Regions from separate parts of the Homo sapiens genome. Here region 2 is linked to region 1. Evidence: chromatin contacts called from ENCODE Hi-C or POLR2A ChIA-PET data. All regions are on one chromosome and are shown on one strand. The core of a region is the stretch at or near the end of the contact, and the rest is flanking DNA. Distances in the headings are between cores, read along the strand shown. Region 1 overlaps MICAL3 (microtubule associated monooxygenase, calponin and LIM domain containing 3). Region 2 overlaps MICAL3 (microtubule associated monooxygenase, calponin and LIM domain containing 3).

What was found. Hi-C counts contacts between places; a loop is a spot of excess contacts on that map. ChIA-PET counts read pairs that join two places held with the same protein, here RNA polymerase II (POLR2A). Pooled maps may share reads with other maps.
Region 2: a loop to region 1 is called in a pooled map, with 3 times the contacts of the local background. The contact joins two enhancer-like sites. A Hi-C loop is called at or near these places in 3 of 50 pooled maps. POLR2A ChIA-PET finds 5 or more read pairs at or near these places in 3 of 52 experiments (HEK293, T-cell and WTC11).

What each region holds. Positions count from the first base shown.
Region 1 is chr22:17,784,764-17,790,504 of GRCh38, reverse strand. MICAL3 (microtubule associated monooxygenase, calponin and LIM domain containing 3) reads left to right here. Exons shown (of 32, transcript NM_015241.3): 32 at 1-2,856. Among named protein-coding and RNA genes, the nearest start is that of LINC00528, 10 kb to the right of the region's middle. RefSeq lists a silencer at 1,772-1,984 and enhancers at 3,843-3,892, 5,143-5,252, 2,413-5,594. Within about 2 kb of position 3,589, at least 18 of the 41 ENCODE cell types and tissues checked have a DNase peak (open chromatin) inside an H3K27ac peak, as active enhancers do.
Region 2 is chr22:17,889,799-17,895,539 of GRCh38, reverse strand. It overlaps MICAL3 (microtubule associated monooxygenase, calponin and LIM domain containing 3), which reads left to right. Exons shown (of 32, transcript NM_015241.3): 10 at 130-256; 11 at 1,636-1,732; 12 at 3,908-4,055. Among named protein-coding and RNA genes, the nearest start is that of MIR648, 88 kb to the left of the region's middle. Within about 2 kb of position 3,624, at least 13 of the 41 ENCODE cell types and tissues checked have a DNase peak (open chromatin) inside an H3K27ac peak, as active enhancers do.

The DNA.
Region 1 (5,741 bases), core at 2,340-4,839:
CCCACTCAGAGGAGCAGCACGGCGTGTATGGCATGACGCAGGGGACCACCCCGCGCGCTCCCTGAGGATGTGCTGGCTGTGCCCCTTTTTTCCACTGGCACATTTGGTAAGAGAGGGAAGCTGCTCCCCGTCAGAACCACAGTGCGCCGTGCGAGGGGCACTGTCTTCTTCATGCTCCCTGGAGCACCACCAAAGAAACGTAAACAATACCCCACGAAAGCAGGGTCAGGGGTCAGGGTGCGATCGAGACCCAGGATGGGGGCGTCCAGTCATGCCCACCCCAGCATCACAGGAGACATGGAGGTGCGGGCAGGCTCCTGAATTATTATGCAAATTAGGAGGACGCAGGAGGGGTCTGCCCTCCAGCCGAACACCACACACTGGACCCTAAGTGGCCAAATGCCTGGGCCGCTTGCTGGCTGTGGCCTGAGGCTTGTGGGTTGCTGCATTTTGCTTGTAGTTCACAACCATTTTGACACTGGAAAATGCTGACTTTGGGGGACAGGATGAGGCCCTACATTCTAAGCCCCCAGTTGGCAGACAGGCATTGTCCCTGTTCCACATTTATGTCGGGACAGGAGATGACCTTTTCCTCCGTGTTTTTCCTGTGTTTGCACGTTGAAATGAAGCTGACAACCTGGCAAGACGCTCAGCCGCTTCAAACCCTTTTTGTCAATTAACTTATTTTTTAATACTTGAAAAGAAGTAACTTCGTTTGTGTATCTTTACTAGAGGAACTGATCACCTGCGCCCGGGTGCGGGAGCCACAGCGGCATCTGGTGCGTCCTACGCGACCTGGTCCGGGGCTGCCCGGTGCTCCTCACGTGCATCTATTTATTAGCCTTTCTCTTCGTATCACTGGCCTGGCTGGCATCAGGGAGCTGCCCAGAACCCCTGTGTGGGTCCTCCTCACAGCTTTCTGTCCCCTCCTCCACCCGGTGCCTGCCTCACCCTGGCGCTAGACCATCTGGACCACTCATGTGATGAGGGTGCATTTCCGTTCTGTTTTGGGCCAGGCCAACAGCAGAGCTGCCACTCTCACCCTCCCAGTGAGAATTCCGGCTCTGCAGAACTCGCCCTTGTCTCAGTTTGGGGGCCAGGGCATCACCTTCCTCCGCACATATGTTAAAGAAGGTTTCAGGATGGGCCCTCATCCACACAGGCCAAGAGGGTGCAAGGTGGGACCCTGGAATCATGTGGCTGGTGAGAATTCCCTCCTCCCAGCCTAAGATTCACCCAGACGGAAACGCGAGTGCTGCAGTGGATGCTGGGATGCAGGCTGGTGCCTCTCAAGCAGATCAGCGACTCCCGCCCTTCCTTCCGAAGGCGACGGGCACCTGCCTTGTGCCGGATCTTCATGGGGACATAAAGGGCGAGCCCCGAATCACTAGCTCCTATAGCCAAACTGTTCCTTTCTCACGGTTCCGCACCAGCCTGGCTGTGTACAGCTCATCAAGCCACTGAGCTAATCGGGGTGGGGTGCTTGTCCATCAAAGCAGTCAGCACATAGCCCAGCGAGGAGCCATCCGGACCAGACCCGCCTGCCAGGGGCGCTCCAGCCGCCTGCCGCCTCCGTGGGCTGGGGCCAGCTGGGAGCAGAGGCCTGGCCCCTCCAAGGCGTCCCGCAGTGGAGCAGGCTGAGTGGCTGTGCTGACCTTGGGCTTTCCATGGGAACCACACTGTGCTTCAACTTGAACATTCATCCCAGCTGCAAAGGAGCAAAGAACCTGTGTCATCCTTGTCTGTCCAGAAGCTGCCATCTCTCTCCCATGCACATCCGGGAGATAACGCCGCTAGTGGCCGCCACAGCGCTGATTCTCCACCTGTTCTCACGTGAGGCAAAGGTCTCCTTTTCTTTTCTCTTTACTTAAAAAAGGGGAGAGGAGGGTTTCTAGATTCCATCTTCAAACCCCAGTCGTCCCATAAAATTGGACGTGGGAAAAGACCTTCACTGCCTGCGTGGCCTTTCCCAGACCTCTCCTCGAATGCCACAAAACCGGTCCAGCCCCGGCAGAGCCGCCTTCGGCCCTTGTAGCTCCTGCTGGCCCCACAACAGGGAAACAGTTTGCAAAGTGGCTTGGAAGGAGTGTGGCCTAGGGATCTGCTGTAAGTGGCCAGACGTAGCAGGAGAGCCCAGTGTCACCTTCTGGTCCTGGTCAGCCTTAACACTGTGGCATCCTCCACAGCACACACGGCAGCCTGCAGTCTGGAAGGTGGACCCGAGCCTTTGCAGAGAGGCGCCGCAGAGCCGCAGGCCTGCGCCCCAGCCTTCTGCTCCCGACTGTGAGGACACCCAGTTCTAGTAGAGCACTTTTTTTAAAGCTCCCATTTTGTAACCACTAGTTTGCGGTTGACTTGAGTACTCTGGTGACTTCCTGCGTCAAGCGTTCTCAAGCTGTGAGAATGTGCGCAGCTCCAGGCAGGTTTTCTCTCGGAGAGTTAAGTCTTCCCTTGAAGGCAGGGAAGCAGGATGGATACACATATATCACACGCATAAAACACCAGGTGCGGGAGCAGCCCAGACTCAAGGCTGACTAAACTGGAGGCTGAATACCGTGGAGGTCCACATGCAGCTTCCCTGGAGGGCAGGCCGGAGGCGCTCCCGCCCCTGGGCTTGAGGATGCTGCACCCCGTGGGCTTCCAGGCCTGCCCAGATGATGCCTTCAGGCCTCTGTCCCTGGCGGCCATCCTCAGGCCGATTTTGACCAGCAATGATAGACTCTTCTTAACCCTTTCAAAATAAATTTTTCAGTGGGACAGAAAGGAGAGTTAAAAAACATTTTTTTAAAGGTGGTAACATCTGACCCACAAAGGGAATGGGTCTGTTTTATGCAAAATAAAAGTTTTTCAAATAAATAGTGTGTTTCTTAAGTCATTTTACTGTATTTTTCAGGTGGATGGTGTAGGTGCAAGGTATGACGCATCTAGCTCGTGCCTGGGTGCGTGCAAGACGGTTTAAAGAATACATGGTTTTTTTTAAGTTCGTGCTTTTTTTTAGTCCTCCATAATATCCTGGCTCAGCCACAACTGCTGTCACTTGAGTAAATGTCTTAGGCAGCCAAGTTTGAGAAGCAGCCACTCTTCAGACGAAGCCCCAGTAGCTTCTGGAAGGGAAGTGTGCTCTTTGAATTGGAGATACTCTGAGTCAGGGTGATGCTGTGGTCCTGGCAGCCCTCCTTCCAGCCCTGCCTGGCTCTGTCCTGCAGCACAGCTGACCCGGGAGTCCATGGCATGGGGTCTGCAGCACCCACGCCTAAACCTTTCAGATGTTTCAACGATCTCGAGGTCATTCAGTGCGTAGGGTCACTGCTCGTTAGCCTGAAAATTGTCCCCAGGAGATTACAGGGAACAGTCCTGGCCAGCTCCTCTTTCTTTGTTCTAAGAAGCCTCCGAGGCACGCCCCAGCTGTCTCTCTAACCCCTCCCTCGGTGTGTTGCATTGTTGGGAGCACGGCTGACCCTGTGACCATCCAGGGGCGCCATGCAGGGAGGGAAAGACCGCAGCAGCTCTGTGCACGTGAGCCACACCGCCTACAGGCAGCTAGAAGCCACTCAGTGGAAGCTGGCTCCCAGTCCTTCCAGCTGCGTTCCCAGCTATTCCAGAACAAAGAAAGGCCTGGCTGGGACAAATGTGGGCGTGTCAGGTAGAACAGAGGACAAAAATGGATGAGCAGCTCAAAGTGCATATCCTGTGGCCCTAGAGGACATCCCGTACAAGGAGAGCTGGGTCACTTGCCTGTTGGGAAAGGAAATGGGGCTTGGTAGTCACCTGACCCCCAGGCTCTTGTTCCTCAGAAGGGCTTGCTTGTCAGAGCTGCACCAGGCAGCCTTGGGCTGCAGTTCACAGCCACCTCAGGTGGCAGGAAATGATAAGTATTGCTTTAGGGAGGACACCAGAAAGGAAGGCTGCTGGGCCAGGCCAGAGCCACTGTCAGAAGCACACAAAAAGGCCACACGCCGTGGCGCACGCCTGTAATCCCAGCACTTCTGGAGACCGAGGCATGAGGGTCACCTGAGGTCAGGAGTTCAAGACCAGCCTGGCCAATATGGCGAAACCACGTCTCTACTAAAAATACAAAAATTAGCTGGGTGTGGTGGCACACTGGAGAGCCTGAGGCAAGAGAATTGCTTGAACCTGGGAGGTGGAGGTTGCAGTGAGCCAAGATTGTGCCACTGCACCCTGGGTGACAGTGAGACTCTGTCAAAAAAAAAAAAAAAAAAGTATAGGCTCTATCATTTTTAAATTTTAAAAACTATTTTAAAACAAAAAACAAGAAGCTCTTCTTTCATGAACCACCACATCTTTAACAGCTCCAAAGTCCCTCCTGAACCCTGAATCCTCACATAGTCCCATCTTAAGAATCAGCCAAAAATGAAGGGACAAGACATGCCATTTTATTCCATTTTATAAGCTGGCCACACTGGCCCACGTGCTAGACCCTCCCCTCTTCGTGTCCCCTGCTCGGATGACCTCCCCAGTGATGCCCAGTGAGGAGGGTGAGGCCATACCACCCAAACACTGGCCGGGGGCCGGAGCCTCCTGCCGCACACAGCACAGGAGCCTATGAGACCAGGCCCGTGGCCCTCCCAACAGCCTGTGGCTGCTCAGCTTCACCAGGAGCTTTTTCAGCAGCCTCTTCGTGTGCCCCCTGCCCCAAGGTCTTCCTGCAGCGGGGGCTTTGCCGGGGAAGGCAGAGGAGTCCAGTTGCTGTGGGTAGGCCACATGTGCCACAGCCACACTGCCAGAGAAGCCACCTACTGCCAGGACGGAGGAGGAAGACAGTCCCTGTGCTGCACACACAGCCCCTTTTCATGCCCCCGCGGCGTCCGAGCCACAGAGTGCACATCCAGTACTGGAGCAGGCTGTTTCCAGCCGTGGGGCCCAGGGTGGGGCCAGGGTGGGGTGGCTCAGGACTAGGTGGATGGGGCTGAGGGCCTCCCTGGACAGTCAACACCTGAACCGTGGTGAGGCTGCCAGTATTGAGTGGTCCCCAAAGTAGCCAGGGATAGCATCCTCCAGACGCGTAGGTGCGTGTGGAGCTACCTCGCGCAGCTGTGTGACACGAGACTGACTGAAGCTGCTGGTGTCTGCCCACCCACAAGAGGGCGGCAGGGAGCACAAGTTAGGTGAGCACCAGCTCGGTGTCCTGGCGGGATGTGTTCCTGTCTCTTCCCCCGACGTCAGCCTGGTCACAGCACTCACCCGGCCGGCGCCTCGCATTCCTCCCACCGACTTGGGACTGCTGACCAACTTAGGATGGGGGAGCACGTGGGAAGGCTGGAGGTTCCGGAGTCGGGCCCCGTGTAGATGCACAGATGCCTCCTGATGGGAGAACCCTAGGAGGACTCGGGAGGCAGCCCCCTGCAGCTCGAGGCCAGCCTCCCTGTTTCACGAACTTGCTGGGCCCCCGTGGAGTCCGTGTTCCCAGAGGGTTCAGCCGGCCCCATTGCCCCAGCCACCCCTCCACCCAGGCAGCAGGTCAGAGCTGGTGTCCCAGCAGCAGCTCCAGGGACAGGCCACGGGTCCCTGGGTCTTCACAAGGCCATCGTCAAGGATGAGGGATTTGTCCAGATGGGTGCTGGAGTGTCAGCGTTGAGGGGCTGCTCAACCCACAGGCACCCGGCCCAGCAGGCGAGAGGAGCCTCTCAGTGGTCAGCCCCCATGAGTGTCCAGGGCCTGCCTTTCTTTTCTTTTTTCTTTTTTCTTTTTTTTTTTTTTGAGACAGAGTTTTGCTCTTGTTG
Region 2 (5,741 bases), core at 2,375-4,874, 100 kb before region 1:
GACTGGTCAAGGATGAGGATTTGTCAGGCATGTCAGGTGACTTGCTGCGCTGTCAGAACAATCATGAAACGAGAGGGAGATGTTCATGGTGCTGGTCCCGATTCTGAGTATATTGTTGTGTTATTGCAGGGAAAGTATTTACAGGTTGCTGCCTCAGACCACCCCTGAGAATGTGAGTAAGAACTTCAGCCAGTACAGTATCGACCCTGTCACTCGGTATCCCAATATCAACGTCAACTTCCTCCGGCCAAGCCAGGTAAGACCTTCTTGTCAGTATTTACATCTGGGCCCATCTGCAGGACCAATGAGAATTCTGATCTGTTGAGATGCGTGCACCTATTAATACCACACATACAAGGATACTTTTTTAGTCATCCAGGTAGATGTCTCTCTGAATTGGTAGAAGTAGATAGCATTTTCCATCAACAGATTGAGAGCTAAGGCATAGAGTTGTTAAATGACTTAGAGAAAATCAAACATGATAGGAATCCAGGCCTTTATGCCACGTCTTCTAATTCAAATTCTTACTTTACGGAAGAGCACTTGCCCCTTAGTGAGGAGAGGTAACTTCCACCTGTGTTGTTGCTGCCGGTCACGTGTGACTTACATTGTCTGAACCTCAATTTCTTTACCTGAAAAATGGGAATAATAATCCCTGACTACTCACAGGATTATTGTGAGGACAAAAGAGATTGTTCACTTGAAAGAATTTGTTCTAGTGTAATTTTTTTTTTTTTTTTTTTGAGATGGAATCTCGCTCTGTCACCCAGGCTGGAGTGTGGTGGCACGATCTTGGCTCACTGCAGCCTCCACTTCCTGGGTTCAAGTGATTCTCCTGCCTCAGCCTCCCGAGTAGCTGGGATTACAGGCACCCACCTCCACGCCTGGCTAATTTTTGTATTTTTAGTAGAGATGGGGTTTCACTGTGTTGGTCAGGCTGGTCTTGAACTCCTGACCTTGTGATCTGCCCACCGTGCCTGGCCCCTAGTGTAATTTTCTGTTCACCTTCTACTTGAAGTTTATACCTTTAGGCCTTCTGTTAAGAGGCAGCATTATTAGTAGTCCAACCGAGACTCTTAGAGGGACCTCCATGACCGAGTAACTAATTTTTTCTCTCTTTTCTTTTTTCTTTTTTTTTTTTTTTGAGACAGAGTCTTGCTTTGTTGCCCAGGCTCTCTGGGGTGTGGTGGCACTATCTCAGCTCACTGAAGCTTTGACTTCCTGGTCTCAAGGGATCCTCCCACTTCAGCCTCCCAAGTAGCTGGGACTACAGCTAATTTTTAAATTTTTTGTAGAGACGAGGCCTCCCTGTGTTTCCCAGACTGGTCTCAAACTCCTAGCCTTAAGCCATCTGCTGGCCTCGGCCTCCCCAACTATAGGGATTATAGGTGTGAGCCACCGCACCCGGCCCTGTGTAGCTGATTTCTAGCACAAAGTCCCACAGTTAAAATGTGTTTGTTTTTCTCAAACCCCACCTTATTTCATAAAAGATTTAAAGGTCATCATCCTAACTTCTGTCTGAACTTTACCCAGCCTTCTATCCCAGACTTTCCTTTCAGCCATTCTGCTCTTAGGTAGGAATTTGTTACTTGATATTTGATTTTCTTTCTGTTTGACTTTGTAAATTTCTGCCAGGTGCGCCATTTATATGATACTGGCGAAACAAAAGATATTCACCTGGAAATGGAGAGCCTGGTGAATTCCCGAACCACCCCCAAATTGACTCGCAATGGTGAGTTCTGGTGGTGGCTTTTTAAAATGCAGGCAGCCCCTTCAGAGAAGTCTATACTCATTCCCTGAGCCACAAGGTGCGGTCCGAGGCAGTGGCCGAAGTACTGTCTGAGACAGTGGCTCTCAACCCAGGGTGATTTTGCCCTCCAGGGGATACTTGGTAGTTGTCTGGGGACATTTTTGATGGTCATGATTGGGGGTGGGCAGGAGCCAGGGATGCTGCTGAACATCCCGCAGTGCACGAGACAGGCCTCCACCACACGGAATTACCTTGGCCTGAGGTGTTACGAGAGCACAGAGAGAAACCAGGTACAGACGCGGGGCAGAGGGGAGAGAGGGAGAGAGTGTGAGAGCTAAGGTTTCGGGAGAAGACTTTGTGGAAAAAGTCTTTGGCTGGGTCCTGCAACATAGCCAGGATTCAGTGACAGGTGAGGACCACTCCAGATTTTGTATGTATTGAAGGCCCTGAATACTTTTTTGAAAGAGAATGACATGAGTACACCTGGTCAGCCACACGTGAGAGGGGTTGGAGGAGGGAAGTACCAGAGGCAGGGAGACCAGGTAGAAAGACCTCGCCATAGTCAGGCTGAAGGTGGTGGAGGCCCAGATCTGGGCCTGATGCTGGGGATGAAGAAGGGAGGAGGCAGTGGAGGAGACCTCAGACTTTGGGCCAGGTGCAACTGGGTCCCAGGCCAAGCTTTGCTGCTGGTGAATTGTGCGGCCTCGAAGAGGTGATTGAATAGCTCTGAACTTCGATTTCCTTGTCTGTGAAGTGGGGGCAGCAGTGTCTACCTCACATTGTGATCATGAGTGCCGGGCCTGTGGTGGATGGTCATTGCCATTGTTGGTTATGTGAGAGAGAATGGTAAGGAGGTGAAGTCGATGGGCAGGGGCAATTGATCACCTTGTGGGGCAAGAGGTAGGTGTTTGTAGATGGTGCTACATCAGCGTAGGCAAGGCAGAGGGAGGGCTGAGAGGGTTGAGAGGTTTGAGTCATTTGGACATTGTGAATTTGACGTGCCATTGGGATGCCAGGGTGGATGTGAGGACCAGCAGGCAGTTGGAAACATTTGCATTTTTCTCCACTGGAGCGTCTTCTCTTTGAAAGCAGAGAGTGTATCTTTATTCACTGTTTTTATTTTAGAGCATGGAATATTGAAGTTGCCTGTTACATATTGGATGGTTGGATATACACATAGGAGACAGATCTGAGTAAAAGCTCATTTCTGAGCCAAGAGATGGCACCAGAAGGTGGTTTTATGTGTTATCGCAGAATACATTTTCATGGCGAAAAACCTAAATGAAACAGGATTTTCATGATACTTGGTTTTTAGCTTATGTTCACAAATTACTAAATGACTTAGTACAAACTTCAGTTGCCCTCGGTAAGGGAACAGACTTTCTTGGATATAAATAGTTCATAGATTCTTTTGAATGGCCGATATCAGAGCTCTTCTGATGTGATTAATAATAGGATTTTTAAAGAGGCTGTTCGGGTTTTAGAAGACGTTTCAATGAACTGTAAAAAGCATCCCAGCACATGTGTTTGCCTATTCAGTTTCTCAGGGTTGAGAATTCATAGTACAAGGTGCCAAGCTCTGTTCGGGGACTGTCTGGTCTGGGGCCCCAGGGTTGTCAGCGGAGCCCTGCAGGGCTTCTTCTCTTGGCAAGTTATACAGTGCCTTGGAAGTGCAAGGGCGAGGCCTGGGTGCTTTGGGTTGAACGTGCCACCCTATAGAATGGAGCCTTTTCTCCTCTCCTCTTCCCAGTGTTACTTTGGAGGGGGTAGGCTTCCTCAGCTAGGTGCCAGCGACTGTCCGGGAACTCAGAGCTGCTGTAAGCCAGGCTGGCCACACAGTAGGTGGCGCTCCTCCACCTCAGTGCCGTGGGGACAGCAGGTTGTGGCTGTCAGGCTGTGGTCCCTCAGGGTACTGGGGGGTGGACGTTGACCTTAGAGTCTGGATAAACTAGTAGTTTCTTTTCTTAGAATTCGCTGTCATGATACCATTTGCATAACCTTGTTCCTCACTGTTTTCTTTGCATGGAAACTAGTGTTGACTGTTTCGTCCCTACCCTCAGTAATTTTTCAAAGGGGACATGTGTCCTACAAAGAGGATTCTCTGTCAGCATTACCAGGTGACCACACCTCCAATAATACTGTGTTTTGTTGTTTTAGAGTCTGTAGCTCGTTCAAGCAAACTGCTGGGTTGGTGCCAGAGGCAGACAGATGGCTATGCAGGGGTAAACGTGACAGATCTCACCATGTCCTGGAAAAGTGGCTTGGCCCTTTGTGCAATTATCCATAGATACCGCCCTGACCTGATGTAAGTTGTGATCAAACTTTGTGTTTTTTTATACTCCTCAAGGATCTCAGACCACTCTGCTATCAAGTAACATTTTGTCCTTTTTCCTAGAATGAGGTACATAGTAAGATACTTTCTCTAGAAGGCAGTGATTTTGATTTCACTATATTTGAAACTCTGTATGTCATGTATTATATAGCTCAACCCAGGAATGATTTTTATTTTTGTTTTTTTCCAATTTTTTTTTTTGTGCTCCTATAGCTGAGTTTTAAAAATCACAACACTCATAAGTCAAAAACTGGTTTTGACACCCACCTGGGCCTGTTAGCTTCCCACAAAGGAAAACTGTTTATTGGCCCCGGTTGAACTCTTCATTTCGGCCAGCTGTCTCTCAAATTCTATGGGTCACAAGGGAAACCTGGCTAGAACATTTGGCCAGCTCAAGGCAAATGTGTCACTACTAACAAAGCAAAACATCATGAACAGTTGACCAATTTATGATGGTTCATTGGTATTTTCTCTGTGTTAAAGACTGCGTTTTTTACAGACATACTCTGTTGTCCTACCCACCTATCCCAGTGACATCTCCTTTGGCCATTCTCCACTCACCTGTCTACAGAATCAGAGTTCTAGGGTGACCCCAGGTCAGCTGCGGGGACCAGCACACCCAGGTTCCCCCATCGGCATTTGTTACCACGGAAGCCAAACCGAAGGATTCAGAAGCAGAGCATGTTGCATTATTTTGGTTTCCTGTCCTTTTCATCATTAGGTCCACTTAAGGGGCCAATTTCTGTTTGTTTTGTTTAATGATTGCTTAAGGAATCCTACAAGATATAGTTGCTATTTATATGATGGTTATAAACTGACAAGGCAAGAGCTGGTAAAAATAGCCTTGTGCAGTGTGGATTACAAATGGGGATTTCTGGTGTGCTTGGATGGAGGTAAGTGACCTCTGGTGCTCCTGTCACTTAGCTCACCCAGAAGTTGATAGCAAGTAAGTAAAAATAGGGCTTATTCACTCCTGCCAAAGAAAGGGGGTAGGGCAAGGAAGAGCAGCTTGGGAAAGATTGTGATCAGTGGCAGAGGATGGGCAGGTGAGTCAGCTCTGTTCCAAAGGGAACAGGCAGAAGTGGTTGAGGGAGCCTAGCAGGTGGGGGTGGAGGGGCGCCTGGAGAAGGTTAGGGGACCGTCTTCTAGGAAGGCAAAGCAGCACAGGGACAGCGCGGCACTGTTCAGCAGCAGTGAGGTCATAGTTTCAGAGGCTGAACCTATGGTGAGGAGGAGTTTGAGAAAATGGAAAATGCTGTGGGATCCTAGATTAACACAGAATTAAGGGCTGCTGGGTTAACCTGAAGTCATGTAAAGAAGAATGCGATCAGTCTTCTGAAAAGCAAGAGGCTTAAACCCAGTAGGAAATGGCCATTAATCTAAATAGGAAACTTAGCAATGGAAAAATTTTTTGAGGAGGATTTTGGAATTTCCCCTCCAGGAGAAGGCTAAGATTGATCAGAGCTGATTTAGTACCTTAACAGCTTGTCAGGTCTAAGGGCCATGGTGGGTGATAGTCCCAGGCCTGTAGGAGCAATCTGATCCAAATGGGAGATGTATCATGTTTTGACATTAGTTTAATGTGGATGGGCCATACACAAGGATCAAGATATATTAAAGATAGTTCCTATTATTTTTTATTTTTATTTTTAGAGACAG